2 separate regions of the Homo sapiens genome follow, and region 2 is linked to region 1. Evidence: chromatin loops called from intact Hi-C (ENCODE). Cell type or tissue: PC-9. All regions are shown on one strand. Links, peaks and the distances in the headings refer to the core of each region. The heading gives the core; the rest is flanking DNA.

What was found. A loop is a pair of places that touch in the nucleus more often than their neighbours do. Peaks named below come from ENCODE experiments on the same cell type or tissue, not always from the same donor. Only the 100,000 strongest peaks of a DNase experiment are listed, where the experiment ranks them.
Region 2: it touches region 1 in a loop (10-fold over the local background); 2 of 110 quality-filtered maps call a loop at or near these places.

The regions. Positions count from the first base shown.
Region 1 is chr12:31,628,566-31,644,579 of GRCh38, forward strand. All of the region lies in intron 1 of LOC124902913 (a long non-coding RNA gene), which reads right to left. Among named protein-coding and RNA genes, the nearest start is that of ETFBKMT, 23 kb to the right of the region's middle. In PC-9, for the core only: a CTCF peak has its summit at 8,274 (motif pointing left); a DNase peak (open chromatin) is centred at 8,256.
Region 2 is chr12:31,354,798-31,370,811 of GRCh38, forward strand. It overlaps LINC02387 (long intergenic non-protein coding RNA 2387), which reads right to left and starts at 14,504. Exons shown (of 2, transcript NR_146469.1): 1 at 13,952-14,504; 2 at 8,684-8,998. LOC124903091 (U6 spliceosomal RNA) reads left to right here and starts at 11,467; the gene lies at 11,467-11,569. RefSeq lists enhancers at 9,722-10,221, 15,545-16,014. In PC-9, for the core only: a CTCF peak has its summit at 8,500 (motif pointing left); DNase peaks (open chromatin) are centred at 7,444, 8,114 and 8,394; H3K4me3 peaks cover 1,091 bases; H3K27ac peaks cover 1,760 bases.

The sequences.
Region 1 (16,014 bases), core at 4,370-12,369:
TCACTCTTTTATCTGAAATACAATTTGAGAAATAGGAAATGCATGATTTGTAACCTGACAAAGTTGAATTTTACCTGAGCCTTGTGGGCCTGGTGAACAGTGAAGGTTAAGAAATCCCCCACCCAGATCACAAGGTCGGGAGATCAAGACCATCCTGGCTAACACAGTGAAAACCCGTCTCTACTAACAATACAAAAAAAAATTAGCCGGGCGTGGTGGCGGGAACCTGTAGTCCCAGCTACTCGGGAGGCTGAGGCAGGAGAATGGCGTGAACCCGGGAGGCGGAGCTTGCAGCGAGCCGAGATCGCGCCACTGCACTCCAGCCTGGGTGACAGAGCGAGACTCCATCTCAAAAAAAAAAAAAAGAAAAATCCCCTACCCGGGCTGGGCATGGTGGCTCACGCCTGTAATCCCAGCACTTTGGGAGGCCGAGGTGAGAGGATCACCTGAGGTCAGGAGTTCGAGACCAGCCATGACCAACATGGTGAAACCCTGTCTCTACTAAAAATACAAAAAAAATTAGCCGTTGTGGTGGCAGGCACCTGTAGTCCCAGCTACTCAGGATACTGAGACAGAAGAATCGTTGGAACCCAGAAGGCGGAGGTTGCAGTGAGCCGAGATCAGGCCACTGCACTCTAGCCTGGCAACAGAGCAAGACTCAGTCTCAAAAAAAAAAAAAAAAAAAGAAAAAGAAAGAAAGAAAGAAAGAAAGAAAGAAAGAAAGAAAGAAAGAAAATCCCCCACCCTTCATGTTCTGCAAAAGGGCTTACTGCAAAGACCACCCCCCAACCCTTCCACATGTCACTTCAGTAAGACTCACAGATGCTCTTCTTCTTTACCTATGTTAAGACCAGACACAGACCCTCAAAATTTCCTTTCTTTGCCTCACAGATGATTAGCTGAACTGCTTGTCCTCACTGAAGAACTAGAGCAAAATACATGTTACCCAAACTTTGGTTAGGCTTCTCTCCTTCCTCAGAGCCTCAGAACTTTGTTTACCCTTGGCCTGAGCCCCTTCAGAGAACAGGGTGGCTTCAGGGCCAAACATTCCAATTTGCTCGATTTGTTACTCTTTCATCTGCTTCCCACATCTGGTTCATCCTAGCCTTGTTTCCTCCTACCATAGAGAAACCCTTTGCAACCTTTGAGATGTTTACAGACCTTCCAGTCCCAGCATTCCCCTCCCTCCATTGCAGGAGTACCCCCGCAATGCCCTGGCAATAATTCCTTCGAATGAAGGTCTCTCTTTTACCACATCCAGAATTTTTTTTATTTGACAAACCAGAAATGGAAGACAACCCATCAGCTCGTCTTCTGAGCTCCTTCTAGCGCCAGGAATTCCATAGAAACCGCATATTGTTTGATTCCTCAGCCCCCGGATGGGTTGCCAGAGTGCAGTGGGACTTGCCAAGAGAATGTGACCTCTGACAAACAATGATATGGGTAGAGAGCCTAAGTTAAATGCTTATCATGTGCTAGGTACTATTTTATGTGTTTTATGTTTGTTATCACATTTAATTTTCCCAATTTCCATAAGAGGAAAGTATTATTTTTAGCCCTGTCTTATAAGACAGGAAACAGAGGCTCTCAGTTAAATTAGTCAAGGTCACACAGCCAGTGAGTGACAGAGCTGGGACGCAAATGCAGGTCAGTCTGAGGCCATGGTTGGGCTTGTAATCACCATGCTATGGGCTTTCCTAAGAGGCGGCTTCTTGGAAATGCTCCTTTCGGTGTCTGGTATCTCTGGATAGAAGCGTGTGAAAAAGAAACTGTCAGCTGGGAATTAGCCAAGCACAACAGCCAGAGTATGGTGTCCACCTGCCGAACACTGAGGGAAACCAAAATATTTCTCCCCAAAATATTGAGGATTGTTAGTTGAAGACACTAAACCGCAGGGGACCGCTGTGCCTCAGCCTCTGTGTGCCTGATGGCGGGGCATAAATCCTTCCTTATTGGAGACAGCACTTGCTTTTTGGCCCAGAGAAGGCACCAGCAGGCACCAGCGGAAACTGGGAACAGATTTTACTCTCTTCCCACATGTATTAGTCAGGATTCTCTTAGAGGGACAGAACTAATAGGAAAGAGATAGATAGATAGATAGATAGATAGATAGATAGATAGATAGATAGATAGATAGATGCATACATACATACATACATACGTAGATAGATACATAGATACATGGATAGATAGAGATAAAGGGAAGTTTATTAAGTATTAAGTTACACAGTCACAAACTCCCACAATAGGCTGTCTGCAAGCTGAGGAGCAAGGAGAGCCAGTCCAAGTCCCAAAAATGAAGAACTTGGAGTCTGATGTTCAAAGGCAGGAAGCATCCAGCACGGAAGAAAGATGTAGGCTGGGAGGCCAGGCCTGTCACACCTCTTCATGGTTTCTGCCTGCTTTATATTCATTGGCAGCTGATTAGATTGTGCCCACTAGATTAAGGGTGGATCTGCCTTCCCCAGCCCAGACTCAAATGTTAATCTCTTTTGGCAACACCTACACGGACACACCCAGGATCAATACTTTGTATCCTTCAATCCAAGCAAGTTGACACTCAGTATTAACCATCACACCATATTTTTCCGCCTTTGAAAAGACTGGAACTGCTCTCTCTTTCATCTTGTCACTATGTAGGATTTATGGCTCTTTGTTAAACTATGATTTAAGCAAAGCCCCTAAGCCACTGCCTTGAGAGAGAAATACTTTTGAACTGAGGCCTCTCCCGTGTGATGGGTACTGCATGCATTAATAAATTTCTGCTTTTTTTTTTTTTTTGTTAATCTAACTTTTGTTTTCAGGAGAGTATCTCAACTAAAAACCTAAAAAAGAAAAGGAAAAAATATGTTTTCTCCCCCACAATGTGCACCTGCCAAACAGACCATTTCACAGCAAAGCAATGCGTAACACAATGGAGTGAAACAAAGAAGAGACCAGTGTGTAATCATGCCCATGCCCTCAGCACAGACAGAAACAAGTGCACGTACTGTGTAAACTACAGAAGCGACCAAACACCTCCCTTTCCTGGCTACTATAAGCAGCTGAGGCTTCTTTATCAATGAGGTTTTGAGTGGGGCTTGGTTCCTGCCACTTTCTAAATAAAAATCATTAAGATACTCAATCACCAAATTGCCCACACTATCTGACTGCACCCAGTCCAGAGCAGGCCTCGCTCGGCTCAGCCCTTCCCCAAGTCATCTAACATAAACTCAAATCCTACTATAAGCCCCTCCTAATGGCCTCTTACCTAGACCACACTTCCCTAGGGTGTGTAAACCCAAATCATAAAGCTGACTCTCGCTGCAGATGAACTAAGGGACTGGTGAGCTTCAACACAAGCTTGGCCCCATCTGCGCACCTGAACGCAATGCTTTCCCATGCGTCTCCCCGTGGATACATCCCGTAATGGAGGGTGCTCTGACTTCAGCTGGTTCGGGAAAGGCCACTCCTGGGATTGCTTCCTCTTTTCTGCCCAGCATTTCTTCTTCTTCTTTTTTTTTTTTTTTTTGAGACGGAGCCTCACTCTGTCGCCCACACTGGAGTGCAGTGGCGCCATCTCAGCTCACTGCAACCTCTGCCTCCCGGGTTCAAGATTCTCCTACCTCAGCCTCCCGAGTAGCTGGGACTACAGGCATGTGCCACCACGCCCGGCTAGTTTTTTGTATTTAGTAGACATGGGGTTTCACCATGTTGGTCAGGCTGGTCTCAAACTCCTGACCTCAGGTGATCCACCTGCCTCGGCCTCCCAAACTGCTGAGATTATAGGTGTGAGCCACCACACCCAGCCTTCTTTCTTCTTTACTCTCCCAACTCCTCCACTGCAACTCCCATTCTACAGAGAAGGCATTATCTCCTTTGGGCTAATGTTTTACCATACTGAAAAGACCTCTCTAAGTTAGTCCTCTTCACCTCAGTTTCCCAGCTGGGAAAGCTCAAGCCCAGGCATTGTAGGTCCCTGTGGCTTTACGTACACCTGAAAGTGGCAGGGACGGGTCAGCAGAGACCCTGATCCTACCATTAGGTTCTGAATGGGAAAAGGAACTACAGAAGCATCTCCACCAAAGCTCTTCTTGCCAAAGTTTACTTCTGTATTGTTTAGGCCTTGGAGGTAAAGGATAAAATTGTCCAGACAGCTAATTATTTTCTTCAGGTGGCTGAGGTAGGAGGATAGCTTGAGTCCAGGAAGTCGAGGCTGCCATGAGCTATGATTGCACCACTGCCCTCCAGCCTGGGAGACAAAGCAAGACTCTTTCTCTAAAAAAAGAGGTAAAAAAAAAAAAAGGAACGAGATTGTGTCCTTTGCAGGGACATGGATGGAGTTGGAAGCTGTTATCCTCAGCAAACTAACACAGGAACAGAAAACCAAACACCGTATATTCTCGATTATAAGCGAGAGCTGTACGATGAGAACACATGGACACATGGGGGAAACAACACACTGGGGCCTGTCGGGGGATGGGAGGAGGGAGCGCATCAGGGAGAATAGCTAATGGATGCTGGGCTTCATACCTAGGTGATGGGATGATCTGTGCAGGAAAGCAACATGGCACACATTTACCTATGTAACAAACCTGCACATCCTGCACATGTACCCCAGAACTTTAAAGTCGAAAAAAAAGAGGCCGGGCGTGGCTGTTCAGACCTGTAATCCTAGCACTTTGGGAGGCCAAGGAGGGCAGATCACTTGAGGTCAGGAGTTTGAGACCAGCCTGGCCAGCATGGTGAAACCCCATCTCTATTAAAAACACGAAAATTAGCCAGGCATGGTGGCAGGCGCCTGTAATCCCAGCTACTCAGGAGGCTGAGGTAGGAGAATTGCTTGAACCTGGGAGGTGGAGGCTGCAGTGAGCCAAGATCGTGCCACTGCACTCCAGCCTGGGCAACAGAGCAAAATTCCATCTCAAAACAAAATCAAAAACACATACCATCACACCGGAGATTAGGGCTTCAACAGAGAAATTTTGAAGGAACACAATTCAGTCCATAGCAAGTAGTACAGTGGTTTTTAAAAATTTTTATTTTTAATTCAAATGTAATAATTGTACATATTTATAGGGTACAATGTGATGTTTTGATACATGTATATATTGCGTAATGACAAAATCAGGGTAACTAGTACACTCACCACCTCAAAGATTAATTTTTTTTTGTGGTGGGAACATACAAAATCCTCTCCTCTAGCTATTTTGAGATATACAATACCTTATTGTTGGCTACAGCCACCCTACTGTGCAATGGGATGCGAGAATTTATTCTTCCTTGTTAATTTTAACTTTAAAAGTTTATTTTTGGCCGGGCACGGTGGCTCACGCCTGTAATCCCAGCACTTTGGGAGGCCAAGGCAGGTGGATCACCTGAGATCAGGAGTTCGAGAACAGCCTGGCCAACATGGTGAAACTCCGTCTCTATTAAAAATACAAAAAAATTAGTCAGGCATGGTGGCAGGCACCTGTAATCCCAGCTACTTGGGAGGCTGAGGCATGAGAATTGCTTGAACCTGGGCGGCAGAGTTTGGCAGTGAGCCGAGATCACGCCACTGCACTGCAGCCTTCACGACAGAGCGAGACTCTGTCTCAATAAAAAGAAAACAAAAAGTTTATTTTTGTTGTAACATTCTTTTATTATTTCTAGAGGCATGTAACAATGTGCTATGTAACAATTCAAGACTGTGGCCCAGATGAAATAATGATAGCAGCACATATCTGGAACTTCTTTGGTCACATGAATGCATAATAAATATATGAAGTGGAAACTCAATTCTACGTAGTATGACTACAGCAGACTAAAGACAATAATCAGGCCGGGTGTGGTGGCTCACACCTGTAATCCCAGCACTTCAGCACTTTAGGAGGCCAAGACCAGCAGATTGCTTGAGCTCAGGAGTTCCAGACCAGCCTGGGCAACATGGCAAAACCCCATCTCTACAAAAAATACAAAAATTAGCTAGGCATGCTGATGTGCGCCTATAATGCCAGTTACTTTGGAGGCTGAAGTGGGAGGGAGGTGGAGACCATAGGGAGCAGAGATCACGCCACTACACTCCAGCTTGGGTGACAGAGTGAGACCATGTCTCAAAAAAAAAAAAAATGCAATGACCACCAAAAACTACTCTCTGCAGTAACATGGCAATGAAAATAGATGCCATTGTTATGTACTTTAACTTCTACTATGATTATTTGACATGAGATTCCTTTCCTTTGCTTTCCTTTTTTTTTCTTTTTCCTTTTCCTTTCCTTTCTTTTCCTTTCTTTTTTTGGAGACAGGGTGGGTCTCACTCTGTTGCCCAGGCTGGAGTGCAATGGTGCAATCTTAGCTCACTGCAACCTCTGCCTTCCTGGCTCAAATGATCCTCTTGTGCCTCCCGAGTAGCTGGGACTACAGGTGCCCACTACCATGTTCAGTGATTTTTTTTTTCCTGCAGTTTTTGTAGACAGGGTTTCATAATGTTCCCCATGCTGGAGATTTCTTTCTTTCTTTTTTTGAAAAACAAAAAACAAAAAAACAAAGTCTTGCTGTCGCCTAGGCTGGAGTGCAACGGCACAATCTTGGCTCACTTCAACCTCTGCCTCCCAGGTTCAAGCGATTCTCCTGCCTCAGCCTCCCGAGTAGCTGGGATTACAGGCTTCGTGCCACCCCGCCTGGCTGATTTTTGTATTTTTAGTAGAGATGGGGCTTCACCATGTTGGCCAGGCTGGTCTCAAACTCCTAACCTCAGGTGATCCACCCACCTCGGCCTCCCAAAGTGCTGGGATTACAGGCATGAGCCACCATGCCCAGCCTTTTAAATTTATTTTAAAAATAAACGTATTTCTTACAGTTCTGGAGGTTTGAAAGTCCACAGCTGTTGGGCTGCATCTGGTGAGGGCCTTCTTACCGCAGCATAACATGACAGAGAGCATGACAGGGCAAGAGGCCATTTTCTTGTCTGAGAGTTTGATTTAGTCTAGAATCTGACCCCATCTTGACATAAACACCACTGGCTCAGATAAATATTAAGTGCAACAGTTTACCTAATTTAGTTATTTATTTGTATTCTTTTATTTTTATTTTATTTATTGAGAGGGGTTTTGTCATGTTGCCCATGCTGGTCTTGAACTCCTGGACTCAAGCGATCCTCTCACTTTGGCCTCCCAAAGTGCTGCGATCATAGGCTTGAACTACCGCGTCCAGCTAGTTTATCTAATTTAAAGACATCAAAATCTAAAGTCAGATTCTTACTTAGATTTGGTGTTTCAGATTTCAAAGAGATGAGATGTCACCAGATAAAAACTACTAGGTGGTAACCAGGCGTGGTGGCTCACGCCGTAATCCCAGCACTTTGGGAGGCTGAGGCGGGCGGATCACGAGGTCAGGAGTTCAAGACCAGCCTGGCCAACATGGTGAAACCCCGTCTGTACTAAAAATACAAAAAAAATAGCTGGGCATGGTGGCAGGCACCTGTAATCCCAGCTACTCGGGAGGCTGAGGCAGGAGAATCATTTGAACCCAGTAGGTAGAGATTGTAGTCAGACGAGATCTCACCATTGCACCCCAGCCTGGGCGACAGGGTGAGACTCTATCTCAAAAAAAAAAAAAACAAAAAACGACCAGGTGGCTCACGCCTGTAATCCCAGCACTTCGAGAGGCCAAGGTGGACCGATTGCTTGAGCTCAGAAGTTCAAGATCAGCCTGGGCTACATAGTGAAACCCTGTCTCTAAAACAAACAAACAAACAAACAAACAAAAAACAAACAAACAAAGCTTAGCTGGGCGTGATGGCGCATGCCTTTAGCCCCAGCTACTCAAGAGGCTGAGGAGGGAGGATCACTTGAGCCTGGGAGGCAGAGGCTGCAGTGAGCTATGATCGTGCCACTGTACCCCAGCCTGGGTGAGAGAGTCCCTATCTCAAAAAAATAAAACCAAAAAACTACTGGGGCCACGTCAGAACTGAAAGAGTTCTGCAGGCCCTTCAGAGAAAGGAGAAGTGAGAGTCAATTAACCTCAAGATTACATTTAAAAGCATTTTCCTCTTTAGTATAGAGGTGTGTTAAAAAAAAAAAAAGCATTTATACGAGGTATGTGAGGTATGTTAGTGAAACAGCAAAAACCTAATTATATCCTAAATAACTGGCACGCTCTAGGTTACAAATAGCAATTTGTAAAAGACCCATTGAATGAACACATTAAACAGCAGGTTGCTTATTCCTTCTCAAACCGCACTAAAAAATTCCTCTCTCGCATGTGTAGGTCCCAGAGCCAGACAGTTATGAGATGATGGTGCCCCCTGGTGGCCAATGTGGGGAGCCACCCGGCCAGGCGTGCTTCCTGGCTTTGTGCCAGCCATGCCTTTATTCTTTGGTTGGTTGGTTGGTTGGTTGGTTAGTTGGTTGGTTGGTTGGCTGGTTGAGACAGAGTCTTGCTCTGTCGCCCAGGCTGGAGTGCAGTGGCGATTTCGGCTCACTGCAACCTCCGTCTCCGAGGTTCAAGCAATTCTCCTGCCTCAGCCTCCGGAGTAGGTAGGACTACAGGCGCCCACCATCAAGCCCGGCTAATTTTTGTATTTTTGGTAGAGACGAGGTTTCACCATATTGGCCAGGCTGGTCTTGAACTCCAGACTTCAAGTGATCCACCCGCCTCTGCCTCCCAAAGTGCTGGGATTACAGGCATGGGCCACCGTGCCCGGCCAGACCATGCCTTTACTTTTGCACATATGCACAGTATTTCTGAAAATCAAGTGAAAAAGTTGGATTTATATACTCTATGTGAGTTTACATGTTATGGGGATTTCCATTTCCAGAGAATTAAAATGGATAATCAAATGTTTAATTTCATTTCACAATTTTCAAATATTTCTTTCCTTCCCTCCCTCCTTCCTCTCTTTCTTTTTTCTTTCTCTTTCTTTCTTTCTTTCTTCTCTTCCTTTTTTTTTTTTCTTAGACAGAGTCTCACTCTGTCGCCCCAGCTGGAGCTCAGTGGTGCAATCTCGGCTCACTGCAACCTCTGCCTCTCAGGTTCAAGTGATTCTCCTGCCTCAGCCTCCTGAATAGCTGGGACTACAGGCCTGTGCCACCATGCCCAGCTAATTTTTGTATTTTTAGTAGAGACAGGGTTTCACTATGTTGGCCAGGCTGGTCTTGAACTTCTGACCTCAGGTGATCCACCCATCTCAGCCTCCCAGAGTGCTAGGATTACAGGCGTGAGCCACTGTGCCGGGGCAGCAGGCCTTTCTTGACTGCAGATTTTCTAATACATGAAAACAGCCACCAATTGCAAAAATATATTAATTTTCGACAGGTACAAAAGGCACTTTGTGAATATCAGTATGCAGTTGGGTACACTTATCCGGAATTAAACCTGTCTCTCCTGGAGCTACATGCCACAGGCATCTCACACAGGGGCCGCTGTTCTGGAACACTCCTGTGAGCCAATAAAGGATCAACAGCTTCTCTTCAGGCCAGGCGCAGTGGCTCACACCTGTAATCCCAGCACTTTGGGAGGCCGAAGGGGGCGGATCACCTGAGGTTAGGAATTAGAGACCAACCTGGCCAACATGGTGAAACCCTGTCTCTACTAAAAATACAAAAATTAGCCAGGTGTGGTGGCGGGCGCCTGTAATCCCAGCTACTCAGGAAGCTGAGGCAGGAGAATCACTTGAACCTGGGAGGCGGAGGTTGCAGTGAGCTGAGATCGCACCACTGCACTCCAGCCTAGGAAACAGGAGTGAGACTCCATCTTAAAAAAAAAAAAAAAAAAAAAAAGCTTCTTTTCAAGAAAAAGCCATCCAGTGAATGGGTACCACTCACAAAATGAAGTTACTGTTTTTTTTTTTGTTTTTCGTTTTTTGAGACGGAGTCTCTCTCTGTCGCCGAGGCTGGAGTGCAGCGGCGCAATCTTAGCTCACTGCAAGCTCCGCCTCCCGGGTTCACGCCATTCTCCTGCCTCAGTCTCCCGAGTAGCTGGGACTACAGGCGCCTGCCACCACACCCGGCTAATTTTTTTTTTTTTTTTTTTTGTATTTTTAGTAGAGACGGGGTTTCACCATGTTAGCCAGGATGGTCTCGATCTGCTGACCTCGTGATCTGCCCGTCTCGGCCTCCCAAAGTGCTGGGATTACAGGCGTGAGCCACCACGCCCGGCCTTAATATTAAGCTTGTTTTGCTATAGAGTTGAAACTAATTTGTTTGCAGATTGGGCACAAACTCTCTCCCCCTGCAAAACCAAATTGTTCGGTAAGCCATGAGTTACCTCTTTCATCGACCTCAGGCTTATTTTGGCATATTCAATAGGCTGATTTAAGCCTTTGGAGCCACTTCTATAAGTAGTCTGTAAGAAATAACACACCTTAGCTGGGCGCGGTGGCTCATGCCTGTAATCCCAGCACTTTGAGAGGCTGAGGCAGGCGGATCATGAGGCCAGGCGTTTGAGACCAGCCTTACCAACATGAGGAAACCCCGTCTCTACTAAAAATACAAAAATTAGCCGGGCGTGATGGCACGTGCCTGTAATCCCAGCTACTCGGAATGCTGAGGCAGGAGAATCCCTTGAACCCGGGAGGTGGAATTTGAAGTGAGCCGAGATTACGCGCCACTGCACCCCAGTCTGGGGGACAGAGACAGACTCCGTCTCCAAAAAAAAAAAACCACACACACAAAAAAGAAATGAGTATCTTCCTTCTCCAATGCACCAAAGGGATACCAGTCACTATTCCTTTTCTTTCTACACTGAAGCTAAGAAATGCCTTTTTCAGTTAATCCACAAACAAATGATTAACATCCCTACTTTTTTTTTTTTTTTGAGATGGAGTTTCGCTCTTGTTGCCCAGGCTGGAGTACAGTGGCGTGATCTCGGCTCACTGCAACCTCTGCCTCCCCGGTTCAAGTGATTCTCCTGCCTCAGCCTCCTGAGTAGCTGGGATTACAGGCATGTGCCACCACGCCTGGGTAATTTTGTATTTTTAGTAGAGACGGGGTTTCTCCATGTTGGTCCGGCTTGTCTCAAACTCCCGACCTCAGGTGATCCACCTGCCTTGGCCTCCCAATAACATCCCTACTTTAGGCTACACCATATATAATGAGTTTAGTTGGTTAATGGCTACCCAAATTCAAGTAGTAAGCAAAGTACCTTTATGCCTTGAGAGGCATGAAAACAGCAGCCTCCAGGCTGAAATATATAACATGGATGGCTGCCACCCAACCAACGCAATCAAACCCTCCCCTTAACTGATCAGATGTGGATAGGACAGCAAAATACATCTCTAAGATTGGGTGCCCATTCCTCTCCTTGGGGATGGTTATGAGCATGTGAGTCTCACAGTTGACCATATCCACCTTACAGTTGGACTGGACAATACACTTGAGACTGTCCTTATCTCCCAGGTGTCCTTACACATCTAGATTCCCTCCCCACCAATTGGGAAACAGTGACAGCCCGTCATAGACAGAAAAAGTGGGCTTCTTGGTGATTTTATTCTATGGCTGTCTTCTCTCCTCAAGCAGTGGCTATAGATGTTGAATTACAAGTAGAAGCCCTGGCAAAACACACAGCTGCAGCTTTTATTTATTTATTTTTGAGAGGGAGTCTCGCTCTGTCACCCAGGTTGAAAAGCAGTGGTGCCATCTCGGCTCACTGCAAACTCCACCTCCCAGGTTAGCCTTAGCCTCCTGAGTCGCTGGAACAACAAGCGTGCGCCACCACACCTAGCCAATTTTTGTTTTTTTAGTAGAGACAGGTTTTCACCACGTTGGCCAGGCTGGTCTCTAACTCCTGAACTCAAGTGATCCACCTGCCTCAACCTCCCAAAGTGCTGGGATTATAGGTGTGAGCCACCAGGCTCAGCCCACTGTAGCTTTCAATAATACTCATCAGGGCCAGCAGCGGTGGCTCACGCCTGTAATCCCAGCACTTTGGGAGGCCGAGGTGGGCGGATCACGAGGTCAGGAGATCAAGACCATCCTGGCTAACATGGTGAAACCCCGTCTCTACTAAAAATACAAAAAATTAGCCAGGCATGGTGGCGGGCGCCTGTAGTCCCAGCTACTCGGGAGGCTGAGGCAGGAGAATGGTGTGAACCTGGGAGGCAGAGCTTGCAGTGGGCTGAGACCACACCACTGCACTCCAGCCTGGGGAACAGAGCGAGACTCCGTCTCAAAAAAAAAAAAATACTTACCAGGCTATCACCCTTCTGACAGAAGAGACTTACCAAATAAGACAAATGGCTCTACAAAACTGTATGGCTTTAGACATTTTAACTGCAGCCCAAGGGGGAATTTTTGCCCTGATCAAAACTGAATGTTGTATTTATATTCCTGAGTATTCCCATAATGTATCCCAGGCTATGAGTTCCTTGGAAACTCACATTACAGCATTAATTCTCTGTCTCAAGGCCCCATAATGGCCTGGTTTGTTAGCTATCCAGTACTTGGAAAGCATTTCTTTTCAGCATGCTTGGTATTGTAATACTCGTTATTATAAATTGCTGTGCTTTTTACTTCTGTTGCACTTGTGTAGGTTTGCAAGATAAAATAGCTCAGCAACTTCTTTGCCCATCTATTTACTCATTTCATATTTTACCTTTATAGGAACTATTGGGACATTGCTCAAGCAAGGAACCACCTGGCTCCCTGAGGAGGCTCACTGCATGCTTTCGTGAAAGGACCCTGTCCCAGCAATCGATGTCCACTATCAGCAGGAAGAAGTTACAGAAGAATGACCTTCACCCTCCTCTCCTCTTAAAATTAAGGGCTCTCTTAGCTGGGCATAGTGGCGCATGCTTGTAATCCCAGATACTTGGGAGGATGAGGCACGAGAATCACTTGAGCCCGGGAAGCAGAGGCTGCAGTGAGCCAAGATCGCACCACCACACTCTAGCCTGGGTGGCAGAGCGAGACCCTGTCTCAAAAAAACAAAACAAAACAAAAAGATTAAGGGTTCCCTCAAAATTAGTGGGGGTAATGTTAGGGAACCAGGAGCCTAGGAGGGCCAGAGTAGCACCATTTTAAGTTCAGCTCCATCTTGAGAAATAGTAAAGCCCATTCTCTGCTGGTCACGACCCACATTCATGGGCTGTTTACAGTGGAAGAAACAGCCTAAAGATACCTACAAGGACACACTCCTACTACAGCCAAGAGTCCAGATGTCCAATACCCATAACAATCTCTGTTTTCAAGATAATAATAGTTTTGCTTTGATGTATCCACACACTAGAATGTCAAGGCCAGTTTTCTTTAAATCAGTAGTCATACATTCTGTCATGCTGTCTGCTCACCCACACGTGGACACAGCTTAGCTTAGCCTTTATATAGACAAGATCTCTAGAGAAGAAAAACAAAAAACAAAGTCGAGGCGTTCCTCCTCTTGCTTTCTGAGGATGCCCTACTCTAACAGTGTAGTTTCTAATAACGTTGCTTCTTTCACTGCACTCTGTGACTCGTTTTGAAGTCCCTCCTGCTCGAGATCCAAGAACGTTCTCTTGGGGTCTGGATAGAGATCCCTTTTCCGGTAACACGATCATTGAAGGTATAGAGGTCCCGGACTGCTGGGAATATTTTATATTTCCTTTTGAAGACTCTCCATCCTGCCCTTATTTCTTAAAGCTGAGTTAATTCCATTGCACATAATTTATTTCTCCCTCCTGTATACATATCTTCCTTTTGTCCTCTTCTGTCGCTTTTAATACCGTGTGGAGGTGCAAAACCCCTTCTAGTAATGGCTGGGGAAAAAAAGTCATGTAAGTCCCAGGGTGAAATAAGACTTTCTAAAAAAAATACTTGAGTCTCAACCTCTAAAACCTTTCAAGTACCCCGATATTTCTTTTCATCTTGTCACAAATTTTTATATTCCTCTTCATCCTGTTAAAATCTCCCCTGTTTTTCTTAAATTACCACCTTTCAAGGTAAATAAAACGCTGCTGGTTCTCTTTTTATCAGTGTGCCATTTAATTTTCGGTTATTACAATAGAATGGTCTTAAATTTGTCTTTAAACTGAAAACATGCAACTCTCAAGTGATAACACGGCTTAGAGAACCTTTTGTTTGAGAGCCTGGAAACTAAGTGTCTCCATTACAATGTTTCCGACTCCCAAAATAACCAAGAGATGAGGTATCCTTGTGCCACCTTTATAAAACTCTTGGTTGTTACGTCTCATGCAGAGACACAATATTTGTTGATAGTTTAAATAATAATTATTATTAATATTAATAGAACATTTTCTATGTTCCAGGCCTTGCTTTAAGAAGTTTATAGGCATTGACTCATTTAATCCTCACCACAACCTATGAAGTAGGTACTTCTTGTTCTCTCATTTTTCAATTTTATTTTGTTTTGTACTTTTAGTAGAGATGGGGTGTCGCCATGTTGCCCAGGCTGGTCTCAAACTCTTGAGCTCAAGCAATACACCCACCTCGGCCTCCCAAAGTGCTGGGATTACAGGTGTGAGCCACCGTGCCCGGCCTTGTTCTCTCATCTTATAGACAAATTCACCGAAGCACAGAGAGGTTACGGCACTTAATCAAGCTCACAGAGCTAGTAAGTGGTGGAACAGATTGACTTTAGAGCCACTCTGTTCTGCCCTTTAACAGAATTCATTCTGTGACATATGGATTATTTTGAGTCTCATTAGGCATATTTTGAAACTACTCAGATTCATATTAAAACTCCATGAAGGTAGGACCGAAGTCTTATTCATTTTTGTTTCTCCCACAAATTTTTTTTTTTTTTTCTGAGATGGAGTCTCACTCTGTTGCCCAGGCTGGAGTGCAGTGGCGTGATCTCAGCTCACTGCAACCTCTGCCTCCCGGGTTCAAGCAATTCTCCTGCCTCAGCCTCCTGAGTAGCTGGGACTACAGGCACACACCACCACACAGGGCTAATTTTTGTTTTTCGTTTTTGTTTGTTTGAGACGGACTCTTGTTCTGTCACCCAGGCTGGAGTGCAGTGGTGCGATCTCAGCTCACTGTAAACTCTGCCTCCTGGGTTCAAGCGATTCTCCTGCCTCAGCCTCCCATGTAGCTGGGATTACAGGGGCATGCCACCACGCCCAGCTAATTTTTGTATTTTTAGTAGAGACAGGGTTTCACCATTTTGGCCAGCCTGGTCTTGAACTGCTGACCTCAAGTGATCCATCCACCTCGGCCTCCCAAAGTGCTGGGATTATAAGCGTGAGCCACCGCACCTGGACAATTTTTATATTTTTTCTAGTAGAGACGGAGTTTCATCATGTTGGCCAGGCTGGTTTCGAACTCCTGACCTCAAGTGATCCGCCTGCGTCGGCCTCCCAAAGTGCTGAGATTACAGGCATGAGACACCGCACCTGGCCCCCTAGCAGGTTCTTGATAGTTGCTGACAATGGAGCTAGCTGGGGATTCTTTCCTCCGATGGTCATTATGCATTATAGACAAGGTTCCTGTGTTCTCATTATGCCCCCAAGGAACATGCTTCAGCAAACGTGAAAAATGCCAGAGCCATACATTTTTTTTTTTTTTTTTTTGAGACAGGGTCTCCCTCTGTCACCCAGCCTGGAGTGCAGTGGCATGATCACAGCTCACTGCACATTCATCTGCCCAAGCCCAAGTGAGCCTCACACCTCAGCCCCCAAGTAGGTGGGATTACAGGTGCACTCCACCACACCCGGCTAATTTTTGTATTTTTTTGTAGAGTTGGGGTTTCGCTATGTTGCCCAGGCTAGCCTCAAACTCCTGGGCTCAAGCAATCCTCCCGCCTCGGCTTCCCAAACTGCTGAGATTATAGGCGTGCACCACCATGCCCAGCCCAGAGCCATACATGTTGGTTTAACCAAAAGAGCTGAAGGGTGGCTTGGAGCACTGGCATAAATGATGTCCCTTTAGCTGTCAGGGCTGACCGGGAGGGAAACAACCCTGCAACCCGTAATGGTCCTTGGCTTGATCAAAGAGCACCTTGTACTTGAGGTACCCTCTTTGTCCTGGTCCCATCCATTCACCAGCAGCCTTCACACATCTGTCCTAAAACCTTAGATTTTACCTATCTGTTGCTGCACATACAGCGGTGCCAGGGGAC
Region 2 (16,014 bases), core at 4,904-12,903, 270 kb before region 1:
GAGCAAGAACCCTGTCTCTAAGGAAAAAAATAGAAACTGCTGTCATTGAATTTAACATTATCTATGGGTCTTTAGTTTGTCATGAATTGTCATCAGCAGTCAGCATGAGATACCCAAATACAAAAGTACAAAGGAAAAAATACTTTTCACTTTGTAAAACTGAACGCACACAGCATTACAAAAGTGCCCTTTGAGGGCCGGGTGCAGTGGCTCACGCCTGTAATCCCAGCACTTTGGGAGGCCGAGGTGGGCGAACCACGAAGTCAGGAGTTCGAGACCAGCCTGGCGAGGGTGGTGAAACCCCTCTCTACTAAAAATACAAAAATTAGCCGGGCGTGGTGGTGCGCACCTGTAGTCCCAGCTACTCGGGAGGCTGAGGCAGGAGAATCACTTGAACCTGGGAGACGGAGGTTGCTGTGAGCCGAAATCGCACCACTGCACTCCAGCATGGGCAACAGAGCGAGACATCACCTCAACAACAAAAAAAAGAGTGCCCTTTGGAAAGGTGAATGTCTGCATAGTGTGAGTTTAATGGAGTCACATTTGTCTAAATAGAAATTCCTCTCAACCTGTCATTGCACTCTCTTGCCACTGTGAACGTCCACCAATAGTGTCCCATTTGAAATATACAAAGGCAGTAACGTAGGCCCCAGAAAAATAGGGTTAAAATATACTGGGATTAAAATGTTGCCGAGGAGTCAAATGGGTAACTGAGGTTAGCGTTGACCCATTAGTACATGTTAGGCAGAGAATTAGCTATTCACCTTGGTGTAGAATTGATGTTTGATTTCTTTGTGGGATCAGAGGGCCCACCCCTAACAGGAAGTGACCAAGGGTCATGTAGAGTAGAATAAACAAAGCATGTGAAACAGCATGAGAGGCACAGAGAGGCAGCGTGTGTGGTGAGAACACTTACTGAACACATTACAGAAAATTATTATTACTGCCGCTTCCTAAGCTGTAAACTTTTCCAATAAATTAACTAAGTTTTATAAGCCTCAGTGTCCTCATCTGTAAAACTAGGGTCACCATAGCACTGTCTTGAGATTGTTGTGGAAGCTAAATACAAAATATATTACTGAGCTATTTTGCCATTGAAAGTAATGGCAAAATCCACACTTTTGGACCAACCTAAATATATAAACATGAGCATACAAGACCTGGAATGCACTTTAAAATGTGTACTGCCAAAGCTGGGCACAGTGGCACGTGTCTGTAGTCCCATCTGCTTGAAAGGCTGAGGTCGGAGGATCGCAGGAACCCAGGAGTTCTGGGCAGCAGTGAACAGTGACTGCGATTGTGAGTAGCCTTCACTACGGCCGGGCAACGTAACAGGATTCTGCCTCTAAAGAATAATAAACATAAAATTAACTTCCTACCCACTGTCTTTCAGGGCAAGCCATAACTGTGAAGGGAAACAAGTTAAGGAGGACAACTGACTGCCTAAGGAAGGTTCTGGAGTGTGGACAAAGGTGGAGATGGCTACTTCCACTGATTAATAAAAGCCTTCTAGGCCAGGCGCGGTGGCTCATGCCTGTAATCCCAGCACTTTGGGAGGCTGAGGCAGGCGGATCACCTGAGGTCAGGAGTTCAAGACCAGCCTGACCAACATGGAGAAACCCCGTCTCTACTAAAAATACAAAATTAGCCGGGTATGGTGGCACATGCCTGTAATCCCAGCTACTAGAGAGGCTGAGGCAGGAGAATCACTTTAACCTGGGAGGTGGAGGTTGTGGTGAGCTGAGATCACGCCATTGCACTCCAGCCTGGGCAACAAGAGCGAAACTCCGTCTCAAAAAATAAATAAATAAAATAAAATAAATAAAATAAAATAAAAGCCTTCTTCATGTCACTATTATAAACAGTACAAACCCTCAGCTGCTACTTTTGGCAAACTTTTTTTTTTTTTTTTTCCTGAGATGGAGTCTCCCTCCGTCACCCAGGACTGAGACTGGCCCAATCTTGCCTCACTACAACCTCCATCTTCCAGGTTCAAGTGATTATCCTACCTCAGCCTCCCGAGTAGCTGGGATTACAGGTGCACGCCACCACACCCAGCTAATTTTTGTATTTTTAGTAGAGACAGGGTTTTGCCATGTTGGCCAAGCTGGTCTTGAACTCCTGATCTCAGGTGATCTGCCCACCTCGGCCTCCCAAAGTGCTGGGATTACAGGCGTGAACCACCATGCCCGGCCTTGGCAAACTTTTGTAAAGGGTCAGATAGTAAATATTTTAAGCTTTGCAGTAAATATTTTTACTCACTATTGCAACTACTCATGCCAGACATTGTAGCAAAATAAAAAGCATTTCATAGGCAATATATAATATATAATGCATGAGCATGGCAGTGCTCCAAAAAAACTTTTTTTTTTGGAGACAGGGTCTTGCTCTGTCTCCCAGGCTGGAGTGCAGTTGTGAGACCATGGCCCACTGCAGTCTTGACCTCCTGGGCTCAAGCAATTCTCCTGCCTCAGGTCCCAGAATAGCTGGGACTACAGGCTGCGCCAGCACACCCCACTAAATTTTGTATTTTTAGTAGAGACAGGGTTCAGCCATGTTGCCCAGGCTGGTCTGGAGCTCCTGGGTTCAAGCAACCCACCCATCTCAGCCTCTCAAAGTGCTGGGATTATAGTCGTGAACCACTACGCCCGGCCATTTTTTTTTTCTTTTCAGATAGGATCTTGCTCTGTTTCTCCTGCTGGAATGCAGTGGCACAATCATGGCTCACTGTAGCCTCGACATCCCAGACTCAAGTAATTCACTTCAGCTTCCAGAGTAGGTGGGACAACAGGCGTGCCCACTGAGCCTGGCTAATTTTATTTTTGTAGAGATGGGGTCTCACTATGTTGCCAAGGCAGGACTTGAACTCCTGGGCTCAAGTAATTCTCCTGCCTGGGACTCCTGAAGTGCTGGGATTACAGGTGTGAGCCACTGCACCCTGCCTCCAATAAAACTTAATAAATACTAACAGTTACTTCCCCAAGCATTGAAAACTCTTCTACAACATGAGTTTTAATGATGGCATAACAGTCCATATAGATTTTCATGATTTATTTAACAAAGTCTTTAATGTTGGACATTTAGTTTCTCTTTATTTGCTTACCTCAATCGGTACTCATAATTATTTTGTAACAATTTCTTTTTTTTAGACGGAATCTCGCTCTGTCACCCAGGCTGGAGTGCATTGGCGAGATCTCAGCTCACTGGAACCTCTGCCTCCCGGGTACAAGCGATTCTCCTGCCTCAGCCTCCTGAACAGCTGGGACTACAGGTGCCCGCCACCACGCCCAGCTAATTTTTGTATTTTTAGTAGAGATGGGGTTTCACCATATTGGTCAGGCTGGTCTTGAACTCCTGACCTTGTGATCTGCCCGCCTCGGCCACCCAAAGTGCTGGGATTACAGGGGTGAGCCACCATGCCCAGCCTATAGAAATTATTTTTAAAGTCGGGATGAGAAAAAAAAAAAAAAGAAAAAAGAAAGTGGGGATAAGAAAAAGAAAAATTGCTCATAGACCATTTATTCAGAGATTATAACTGCCCTCCTCATTATTATATATGCTTTTCAGGCTTATGATTACCTTTATTATTTATTTATTTATTTATATTTTTTAGACAGAGTCTTGCTCTGTCATCACCCATGCTGGAGTGCAGTGGTGCGATCTCAGCTCACTGCAACCTCCACCTCCCAGGTTCAAGTGATTCTCCTGCCTCCGCCTCCCGAGTAGCTCACATTATAGGCACGTGCCACAATACCTAGCTAATTTTTGGTTTTGTGTGTGTGTGTGTGTGTGTGTTTGTTTTTGTTTTTTTTTTTTTTTGACGGAGTCTCGCTCTGTCGCCCAGGCTGTAGTGCAGTGGCATGATCTTGGCTCACTACAACCTCCACCTCTGGGGTTCAAGCAATTCTCCTGCCTCAGCCTCCTGAGTAGCTGGGATTATAGGCATGTGTCACCATGCATGGCTAATTTTTGTATTTTTAGTAGAGATGGGGTTTGACCATGTTGGTCAGGCTGGTCTCAAACTCCTGACCTCGTGATCGCCCACCTCGGCCTCCCAAAGTGCTGGGATTACAGGCATGAGCCACCACGCCCGGCCTAATTTTTGTATTTTTAATAGAGACAGGCTTTGCCATGTTGGCCAGGCTGTATTATCACCTTTAAATAAAGCTGGGGTTACACTGTACATCCTATATTGTAACCTGAATTTTCACTTCACCACAGTAATGAAGGTCTTCTCCCCTTCTGAGGTCCTAAACTTAGAATTGCTGGTCTCTGACTTCCATTATTCTAGTTTTACTTCTGTCTTCCCACTGTCTCACATCTACTCCCATAAGGGAGACCACACTGACCATCTGCTCCTCTTGGCATTATATTTCTTACTATAAAACTACACATTGGCACCTGGCTTGCACATCTGTCTCTTAGGAGTTTGGTTACTGTTAGCTCTGTGAGCCTGAGTGATCACCTCAACTATCCTAGCAAAATAGGAGAGTTGGGGCCCTCCAAAGCTGAGAATTTGGGCATTATGACCTAAATAAAGCAACACAATACTGTCTGAGCAACTAGTCAAACCCAACCAGCCTCCTTCTCTGACAACTTTATTTTGCTTTCTTTAAGTGCCATACCAATTATTATAAGTGATGACTAGTATTTATCATTTTAAATGGCAAACAACCCTAAATGGCTTGGTGGAGGGCAAGTTCAGACATTGTCCTGGAGACTGGCTGAGAGTAGAAGCCCCTCTGCAGTGTTCTTTGAAGTGCTGATTTTAGTTATATAAAATGCTAAATTGCCTCTCCCACTGTCAGAATAGCCTTTTATTTATTTATTTATTTATTTATTTATTTTTGAGACGGAGACTCGCTCTGTCCCCCAGGCTGGAGTGCAGTGGCACCATCTTGGCTCACAGCAAGCTCCGCTTCCCAAGTTCACACCATTCTCCTGCCTCAGCCTCCCAAGTAGCTGGGACTACAGGCGCCCGTCACCACGCCTGGCTAATTTTTTTTTTTTTTTTTGTATTTTTAGTAGAGACAGGGTTTCACCATGTTAGCCAGGATGGTCTTGATCTCCTGACCTCGTGATCCGCCCGCCTCAGCCTCCCAAAGTGCTGGGATTACAGGCGTGAGCCACTGTGCCCAGCCCAAAATAGCCTTTTATACCTCTTCCTGTTTATGTTATCAAGAAGTTAGTATGTAGACTTCAGAACTCAATTTTGATCTGCTCTTGATTAAACCTTGGTTTACAGAACTACGGTAGTTTTTCACATTGTAGAGAAAAAGTTGAACTATTTTAATAATGGATTTTCTGTGTGTATAGAAACTCCTACAATTGATTTAAATTTTTTTTTTTTTTGAGACAGATTCTTGCTTTGTCGCCCAGGCTGGAGTGATCTCGGCTCACTGCAACCTCCACCTCCTGGATTCAAGCAATTCTCCTGCCTCAGCCTCCCAAGTAGCTGGAATTACAGGCACCCGCCACCACACTAATTTTTGTAGTTTTTAGTAGAGATGGGGTTTCACCATGTTGCCCAAGGCTGGTGTCCAACTCCTGACCTCAAGTGATCTACCCTCCTCGGCCTCCCAAAGTGCTGGGATTACAGGCGTGAGCCACCACGCCCAACCTTGAGTTAAATTTCTAAAAATCTCAACATAATGTGTTTGGCTCCTCTTCTTATTATGCTTAGAGTTAGGCACTAGCACATACTAGACCTAAACTTGACTGATTTGAAAAGACCACTGAAATCCATGATTTGCTGCGGATCCTCTGTGTCTGCTGTGGCCAATATAAAGAAACTTGGATGCACTTAATTTATGAAGACAAGCTTTGTTGATCTGGAAGTTGAATGATAAATGTGAATCCAATGACGCCATACCCCTGCGGATAATGGCAGGCTGGATGTAGCATGTTAGCCGTCATATTCTGTGTGCTCCCTGCGATGTGGGCACTTCCCTTCCATCGTGGTGAGGCCAAAGCAAAGGCACAGAGACCTGAACACAAACATGAAAAACACCTTACCACCTGGGAGTCAGGGGCAGGTTCAGGCACATCCATTCCTCTGGCATTTGAGCAGCTGTTTTCCACAGCATTAACTCAGCACGGCAGGGTAAGTCAGATTAAAAACCAATAAAAGAGTAGTATCCTCATACCACCCTCAACGTCTTCCTGCTTCACCAAAAAACCAATAAAAGACTGAATGTGGCCCTTTATCAGCTAGACCTCAAAATCTTCTTTGCTTTCTATGCGTATTTCCAATAAAAAAGTACAAGGGTTGTTAAAAGTCCTTATTTATTTATTTATTTATTTATTTATTTATTTATTTATTTTTAGAACCAGGGTCTCACTCTGTTGCCCAGGCTGGAGTTCAGTGGTGCAGTCATAGCTCAGTGCAGCCTCCAACTCCTGAGCTCAAGTGATCCTCCCACTTCAGCCTCCAGAGAAGTTGGGACTACAGGTGCATGCTACCACGCCAGGCTAATGCTTTTGGTTTTTTAAGAGTTTTGTTGAGTCAGGGTCTTGCTATGTTGCCCAGGCTGGTCTCAAATTCCTAGCTTCAAGCAGTCCTCCTCCCTCAGCCTCCCAAAGGGTTGGTATTACAGGCATGAACCACTGTGCCTGGCCTTAAAGTCCTTTTGAAACACAAGACAAGAAACATTTGGCCGCGCACAGTGGCTCATGCCTGTAATCCCAGCACTTTGGGAGGCCAAGGCAGGTAGATCATGAGGTCAGGAGTTCAAGACCAGCCTGGCCAAGATGGTGAAACCCCATCTCTACTAAAAATACAAAAAATTAGCTGGGCATGGTGGCACGTGACTGTAATCCCAACTACTCAGAAGGCTGAGGCAGAGAATTGCTTAAAACCCAGGAGGTGGAGGTTGCAGTGAGCCAAGATCTCGCCACTGCACTCCAGCCTGGGCAACAGAGCAAGACTCTGTCTCGAAAAAATTAAAAATAAAAATACAAAAATTAGCTGGGCATAGTGGCACGTGCCTGTCATCCCACCTACTCAGGAGGCTGGGGCAGGCGAATCGCTTGAACCCGGGAGGCGGAGGTTGCGGTGAGCCAAGATCGCGCCATTGCACGCCAGCCTGGGCAACAGAGCGAAACTCAGTCTCAAAAAAAAAAAAAAAGGAAACATTTATTGAACACCTAGTACATTCCATGCACTGTAGTGTGTGTGGTTTTATTTAATTTCATCTCTGCCCAACCCTGGGAAACGGTCTATTAGCAGACGCAGAGGATAAGGCACAGGACGATCAGGTAACACACCCAGGGCCAAATATCATAAATGGCAGAATTCAAATTAAAGCCACCTTCCAAGCCATGTCCCTCCCATCGTCACAATACTGCATGTCTACAGCACAGTTGATGGGCATAACCCTTCTTAGCAACAGCAAGCAGCTGAGCAGAAAGTAATTGCAGGAGGCAGAGCCAAGAGGAAAACTGCTGAGAGTGCTGACGGTAGGTGGAGAGAACAGAAGCACACACCGTAGGGTGCAATCTTAGTGAGCTTTGTTTTCCTTCAATAGAGGTGAGTTCAGACCCAGGCATGTCTCTCCAACATTCATTTCCCCTGCTTCGGCACCATAGACTTGAAGGATTGGACTCAGGAGTTGGGGAGGACACGGGGGAAGTTGCTTTCCTGGTGCTGAGGCCCCCGGCCACCGTGGTAGTGTACAGCAAGTACAGGGTAACAGAAGGGCCAGCAGGAGGACACGGCGCAATGGTGTACCGAGGGACAGGAGAGTGAATCAGAGCCACAGGACAGAGCTCCACCTGTTTCCAGGGAAGTGCATGGGGGGCTCCCGGAAGCCAAAGGCAGCGCCCAGAGGCAGTGTGAAGAGGCCTTCCTCAGACCTCAGGGTTTCGGCAGGGATAGTGGGTGACCTGTGTGCTGGCTCTCCAGAAACTGAAAGCAGCAAGAGACACTTGGGCTCCTTTTTTAGTTTTTCTGGTTTGTTTTGTTTTGTTTTTTTGCAGGCACTCGGTGGTTAGCTGGAAATAAAGGTGGAGGAACTGGGCAGTTCAAAGGCAGAGACGGCTTCCCCCACCCCCACCTCACCTCCCCTTTCATTCAGAAAAGCCACAAAAGCGTGGCCCCAGGGTGTGTGTGAAAGGAGGGAGGAGTGACTCCACCTAGCTCCTCTGGAGTAAAGAGAGGCTGTGGGCCTGGTGTCGTGCGTGCATGCCTGCATGTGCCTGTGTGTGTGCATGCTTGCCTGGTGCTCAAGGGTCAGGGGAAGCTGGCTGAGAAGACTGAGGAGATGGAGGGAGGTGGAGGGAAGTGTAATAGAAGGAGGTGGAGGAAGGTGGCTGCCATAGAGCTTTGGCTCTGGCTGGCCTGAGTCTCTTCCTGAAGTTGCAGCTGCACTTTGGGGCCAGGCGCTGTTGACACTGTGGGTATAAACATGTGGCCAGCAGCAGAATAGAGACTCAGAGTCTTGAGAAAGAAAGTGGTGACTTCCCACTCCTCCTTCCTTCTTTCCTGTACAGAGTCTGCCATCTGGGGGCAGAGATATGGGCAAGCCCTCATTATAATACTAGCAGTGAAGGGCTGGGCATGACAGGTGGAAACACCACTGACTCTAGAACTCAGAGCATGGAATTTGGTATGGTGGCAGGCAGGGGTCCAGAGGTAGTATTTGTTATCTATTGCTGTGTAACGAATTAGCTTAAGGTATAGCAGTTCAAGAGAAGAAATGTTTATTATCTCACAATTTCTTTGGGTCAGAAATACAGGTGTGGTTTAGCTGAATGCTTTCTGGCTGAAGGTGTTTCAGGACGTTACAGTCATGCCACCAGCTGGGGCTGCCAACTCATCTGAAGGCTCAACACAGGGGGACCGGAGTCCAAGCTCCCTCACATGGTCACCAGCAGGATTCAGTTCCTCGAAGGCTGTCATTTAGAGGCCTCCCTCCGTCCCTCCTTACAGGTCCTTCTCACAGGGCACTTCGTGACATGGCAGCTGACTTTCTGGGGACCATCCAAGTGAGAAAGAGCCCTTAGAAAGAAGTGACAGTCTTTATATAACCTAATCTCAGAAGTGACAACTCATCCCTTCTACAAGGTTCTATTATTCAAAATTGCATCTGTAAATCCAGCTCACTCAAGGGAAAGGGATTACTAGGAGATAGGGGTCACTGGGGGCCATTCTAGAGGCTCCCTGTCACAGCATCCAAGCTGAGACCTACAGAATGACAGGAGTTCACCAGGCAGGGAGGCAGGAGGGAGTTGGGGGACGGCAGGTGCAGTGAACCATGGTTGTAACTCAGTATGGCTGCACAGAGAGCACTGCCTGAGGGTGAGCAGTGCTGTGGAGAGGCCAGCAGGGCCCAGAACTTGTACCATCTTTTAACCCAGGTTTGTAAGGGTGGACTTTATCCTGCAAGCATGAAGATCCTAAAGCTTGAGGCTAACGGTTAAGATTTGGCTTTAGAAAGATTACACTGCTGGCCCAGCTCAGTGGCTCACGCCTGTAATCCCAGCATTTTGGGAGGCTGAGGTGGGCGGATCACCTGAGGTCAGGAGTTCGAGACCAGCCTGGCCAACATGGTGAAACCCTGGTTCTCCTAAAAATACAAAAAAATTAGCTGGGCATGGTGGTGGGTGCTTGTAATCCCAGCTATGCGGGAGGCTGAGGCAGGAGAATCGCCTGAACCCGGGAGGTGGAGGAGGTTGCAGTGAGCCAAGATGGCACCGCTGCACTCCAGCCTGGGTGACAGAGTGAGACTGTATCTGAAAGAAAGGAAAGGGAAAAAAAAGAAAGAAAAAAAAAAGAAAAGAAAAGAAGGAAGGTTATCACTGCTGTGGGGAGAATGGATTGAAGAGAGTAAAAGAGCAGAGGAAGGCCAGCTGGCGGGTGCGGCAGGTGGGGGGATTGAACTGAGGTGCTGGAGAGGCTGAATGGCTGGCAGCAGCGCTGCTGCAGAGCTGGCGTCCCTGGGTGTAGGAACTGACTGCTTATGTCCGTCTTCCTCCTCTGGAACATAAGCTCAATGAGGACAGGGATTCTTGTTTGTAGTCTCTGGTATCCCCAGCGTTTAGGACAGTGGCACTAGATGAATGACTAGGACACCCCAAGGTTTCTGGCTTGAGTAACTGGGTGGAGCTATTCTCTAAGCTGTGAGGCACAGAGGGCAAACATGGACAGAAACTTAATATTTGAGAAATACTGAGTTTGAGGTGCTTTGTAGGCCATCTGAGAATAAATGCCTCGTAGGCAGTTGACATGCGGGGATCTGGAAAGCCTCTTAAAGAAATGGTGAGAGATGGAGACTTGAAAATCCAAGCACCTAGACGCCCGTGATGGGAGTAGTTAACATGGCCCTGGGACCCTTTCCCAGAGTTTCTAGGACACCTTACGCAGCAACAGTGCTTGCTTTGAAAGATAGTAAAGGAAGAAAGTCTTGCCAATTGTCATTCACAAAAGAAAGTCAAAAATATGTTGCCAGAGAGGACAGGAGAAAGCCAGGAATCACGGGAAGCCAGAAGAGAGCTTCGAGTACTATGAGAACAGCACAGTAGGTTAGGTAAGGACTGAAAGGAGGCCGGTGAGTTGAAGCCCACTGTGGGTGGGGAGGAAGGAGAAAAGGAATGTTTTCCAGAAATGCAAAGCATTACTTAATATTTATTTTATTTTATTTTTTTGAGATGGAGTCTGGCTCTGTTGCCCAGGCTGGAGTGCAGTGGCACGATCTCTGCTCACTGCAACCTCTGCCTCCCGGGTTCAAGTGATTCTCCTGCCTCAGCCTCCAGAGTAGCTGGGATTACAGGCGCCCACCAACATGGCTGGCTAATTTTTGTATTTTTAGTAGAGATGGGGTTTCACCGTATTAGCCAGGCTGGTCTCGAACTCCTGACCTTGTGATCCACCTGCCTCAGCCTCCCAAAGTGCTGGGATTACAGGCGTGAGCCACCATACCCGGCCTATTTTATATTATATTTATTTTATTTTATATTTTTTGCTCTGTTGCTCAGGCCGAAGTGCAGTGGTACAATCATGGCTCACTACAGCCTCCACCTCCTGATTCTCAAGCAATCCTCCCACCCCAGCCTCCCAGAGTGCTGAGATTACAGGTGTGAGCCACCACACCTGGCCTCCATTACTTAAAAATGTTTTAAAGGCTGGACACAGTGGCTCACGCCTCTAATCCCAGCACTTTGGGAGGCTGAGGCAGGAGGATCACCTGCAGTCAGGAGTTTGAGAGCAGCCTGGCCAGCATGGTGAAACCCCGTCTCTACTAAAAAATACAAAAATTAGCTGGGCGTGGTGGTGGGTGCCTGTAAACCCAGCTACTTGGGAGGCTGAGTCTGGAGAATTGTTTGAACCTGGGAGGCAGAGGTTGCAATGAGTGGAGATCATGCCATTGCACTCCAGCCTGGGCAACAGAGTGAAACTCCGCCTCAAAAAAAAAAAAAATTAAAACTGTCACTTCCAAACACCATTAAAAAACAAAGTGCCTGATTCGGCCGTACATGTACTAAAATTGGAACACTGGAACGGTAACAGAGAAGATTAGCATGGCTCCTGCACAAAGATGACACGCAAATTCATCAAGCATTCCTTTTTTTTTTTTTTTTGGAGACAGTGTTTCACTCCTATCACCAAGGCTGGACTACAGTGGCGTGATCTCAGCTCACTGCAACCTCCACCTCCCGGGCTCAATGGATTCTTCTGCCTCAGCCTCTGGAGTAGCTGGGACTATAGGCATGCACCACTGTGCCCGGCTAATTTTTGTATTTTTGGTAGAGACGGGGTTTCACTATGTTACCCAGGCTGGTTTCAAACTACTGAGCTCAAGCGATCCACCCGCCTCAGTCTCCTAAAGTGCTGGGATTACAGGCGCGAGCCACTGTGCCCAGCCTCATACTTTTTATATTCATTTTGAAAAAAACCAAACATACAAAATATAGATAAGCATTTAGATCACAAGTTCCCCAAACTGGTCTTTGTAGCAGCAATTTAGGAATCACCTGGGTGGTTTTTAAAAATACATATTCTGCCGGGCACGGTGGCTCACTTTGGGAGGCCGAGGCGGGCGGATCATGAGGTCAGGAGATCGAGACCATCCTGGCCAACACGGTGAAACCCCATCTCTACTAAAAATACAAAAAAATTAGCCGGGCATGGTGGCGGGCGCCTGTAATCCCAGCTACTCGGGAGACTGAGGCAGGAGAATGTCATGAATCCAGGAGGCAGAGCTTGCAGTGAGCGGAGATCGAGCCACTGCACTCCAGCCTGGGCGACAAGTGAGACTCTGTCTCAAAAAAACAAAACAAAACAAAAAAAAACCAGATTCTGGGTTTGCCCCAATTCCATAAAATTAACCTCTCAAGGGTGAAGCAGGAGAAACTATTTTTTAATGTGCCAAGTGACTTTGAAGTGTGACAAGCTTTTTAAACATTTTATTTGGAGTTTTCTGCTTTTATTATTTTTAATTGACACATAATAATTGTATATATTTATGCGGTACCATGTGAGATTTTGATATAGGCATACAATGTGTAATGATCTAATCAGGGTAATTAACATATCCATCACCTCAAAGAGTTTTGACATCACTCATTTAAACCTCTAAGAAATACTTTTCAGCTGGGCGCAGTAGCTCACGCCTGTAACCCCAGCACTTTGGGAGGCCGAGGCGGGTGGATCACCTGAGGTCAGGAGTTCGAAACCAGCCTGACCAACATGGAGAAACCCCATCTCTACTAAAAATACAAAATTAGCCAGGCATGGTGGCACATGCCTGTAAGCCCAGCTACTCGAAAGGCTGAGGCAGGAGAATCACTTGAACCCGGGAGGCAGAGGTTGCGGTGAGCCGAGATTGCGCCATTGCACTCCAGCCTGGGCAACAAGAGCAAAACTCCTTGGCCGGGTGCGGTGGCTCACGCCTGTAATCCCAGCACTTTGGGAGACCGAGGCGGGCGGATCACCTGAGGTCAGGAGTTCGAGACCAGCCTGACCAACACGGTGAAACCCCATCTCTACTAAAAATACAAAATTAGCCGGTCATGGTGGCACATGCCTGTAATCCCAGCTACTTGGGAGGCTGAGGCAGGAAAATTGCTTGAACCCGGGAGGCGGAGGTTGCAGTGAGCTGAGATCGCACCACTGCACTCTAGCCTGGGTGACAGAGCGAGACTCCATCTCAAAAACAAAACAAAACAGAAAACAAGAGCAAAACTCCGTCTCAAAAAAAAAAAAAGAAATACTCATTTTTCTTTGACTTTAAGCCCTTTTAGAATAAATAAAGCGGTACAAAATATTCATAGATTACTAAACTGTTAGAAGCCAATTGTTAAATTTAAGACTTTAATAGGGAACTTAAAGCAATCAAGAAAATAAACTCTCCACAAAGTTTTAAAAAACAACTATAAAATACATCCTGTAGGCCGGGTACAGTGGCTCAATCCCAGCACTTTGGGAGACCGAGGCAGGCGGATCACCTGAGGTCAGGAGTTCGAGACCAGCTTGACCAATATGGAGAAATCCCTTCTCTACTAAAAATACAAAATTAGCCAGGTGTGGTGGCGCATGCCTGTAATCCCAGCTACTCGGGAAGCTGAGGCAGGAGAATCACTTGAACCCAGGAGATGGAGGTTGCGGTGAGCTGAGATTGTACCACTGCATTCCAGCCTGGGCAACAAGAGCGAAATTCTGTCTCAAAAAAAAAAAAAAAAAATCCTGTAGGTTTGTTATCAAGAAAATGCTGATGACTATAATTAGGATTATAAATTTAGTTGAGAGTGAGAGCTAGATTAGTAAATAAAATTGTCTATAAACATTTGTAAATCAGTCATCCTCCTGGGTACGGTTTGTAAAAGAACCCAGTGCTTAAGTGAAGAGCAGGGACAGCTCCTGGCTCTGGATGGGGGAGAAGTCTTCCTTGTTTCATAGTCAAGGAAAGCTCCCAGCTGACCATCACCCTCTTCTCTTGGAAAACGCCACACCTACCTTCTTGCCATTCCTAGAGCGATTTTCCAGCCTGAGTGGTATGACTGCTTCCATTTCCTCGCCACTCTTGTTTGTCCCTGGCAGTTCACTTTGATTCTCAAAAGTCCATTAAAACCCCTTCCAGGTCCTCCGGGATCCCTGGCCATGTAAGCTCTGCCACCAACAGCAGCCTTTCTAGTACAAAGTCTCTAGAGCTTTCCACAGCCTCTGGCTTGGTCTCTCCCTCTCCAGGCTGGCCACAGGCCCCCAGGGACCTATCTGCCATCTCTTGGAAATATCTTTCTAAATTCCCCACTCCCCCTCCTGCCTTTCCACGACTTTGAGTTGCAATAGTTTGCCCAGTTCCCCTTTTCCTTGTAGTCTTTAAAGATAAGTCCACAGGTTTTTCATTTGTTTATAAGATTTACTCTCCATCAGGAAATGAAAATAAACATAGGGAAGCTGATAAGTCACAGCTCCCCACCCCCAGCCGTTGTTCCGGGGAAGCCTCTCTAGCAAGGCTCAGATGTTTCCATCTTAAGGTTAAATCACACCAAACAATAGAAGCCCTTTGGTTTCACCTCAGTGGGCGGGATGTGCCTCCTTTCATGGATCTCCTGCCCCACACAGGATTTCTCTGGACTCCTTAGAGTGTTTCTTCAAAACTAGTTCAATCTCGATCTAATTAGTCCCCAAAGAGATGCAAACCAAACGAGATGCGATTTTTGTTCTATTAGGAGGGCACAAAAATAAAAAATAAAAATTAAGCCTGATAATAGCCTGTTTGGGCCAGCTTGCTGGGAAGCGGACTCATTTTTATACTGCTGGAGGGGTTCGGAATCAAGAATCTTAAATATGTGCATCCCCTTCAATCCAGTAATCCCACTTCTAGGAAAATATCCTGAGGAGATAATCAAGATGTGCAGTCAAGAATTTATGAACAAAAGATACTCACTGCAGAGCCATAATTGAGAAGAACTGGAAAGGACTTAACATGCCTCCCAGGTGGGGCTTGGCTCTGCAAATCCTCATCTGACTCTATGATGGAATGGGATGCATCCGGTCATGCAGTCATCCGTGCGACAAATAGTTCTTCAGTACCTACTCTGCGTTAGGTAAACAATGCAGAGTATTGTTAACTTGGCTGGGTAAACAGGTAAGTTCTCAGCCCCCCTGGAAAATCCATGATCTCCTAAAGTAAAGCAATTTAAAATTGTTCACATTATTTGTGTGTGAGTGTGAGGGGGCGCTTTATCACCCTCCACCTCTCATCCCCCCACCACAAGCAGTTGCCAAATTCAAATAATTTTTCCTTCAATGCCTCTCCCGTGTGACCGCTCCTTTTCTTTCAAAAGTAAATCCTATGTCTGGGAGGTAACCCGATCACCGCGGAAAGAACGCCGACATGGAAATCTTAGGATTGGTTTCTCGTTCCAGGAAGTTGCGCTACTTTGGGCAAATCACGTCACCTCTGGGACTGTTTCTAATCAGAATAAAGAAAGGGCTGGACCAATCTTTCAGATCCTTTGAATCCAATCATTTTTGGCCTTATGACGGAACCGTCTGTAGATGAGGGCATCTGAATCCTAGTTAAAGGGAAGGGACGGTGAAGCCCTTGAAGATCTGGGGCATATTTCCTGAACACCAAAACGGGAAAGGGCTGTCTAGAGTGAAAGTATAAGACAGACAGGCCCTGTTCCAGGAAGCTCCCTGCACTCTGCTCTTCTCCTCAAGCCGACCCCAAACTCACAGCCAGCTTTAGCAAGCAGGCCCGTCATCCTTCCAGGTGCTATGTAATATTAAGAAGCAGCAGCTAACAATTATTAGTGCTACTAGGGGCAGGAGATTTGCAGTTCCCTCGCTTTCACACAAAAGTATGAGGTCTGTTTTATTATTCCCACTCTAAAGGCAAAATGGAAGCTCACGGAGATTACAGAACTTATGGGAAGTGACAGGGCTATTTGCCACGTTTATACTGGCCAGTCTTCCTCTTTTTCTCAAAGGGTGGGGTGGGAGAGCAGCCTCCCGTGTTATCACCCTCTCCTGCGGCAGAAGACAGAAGCATAGGTCATTTTGGTAGTACG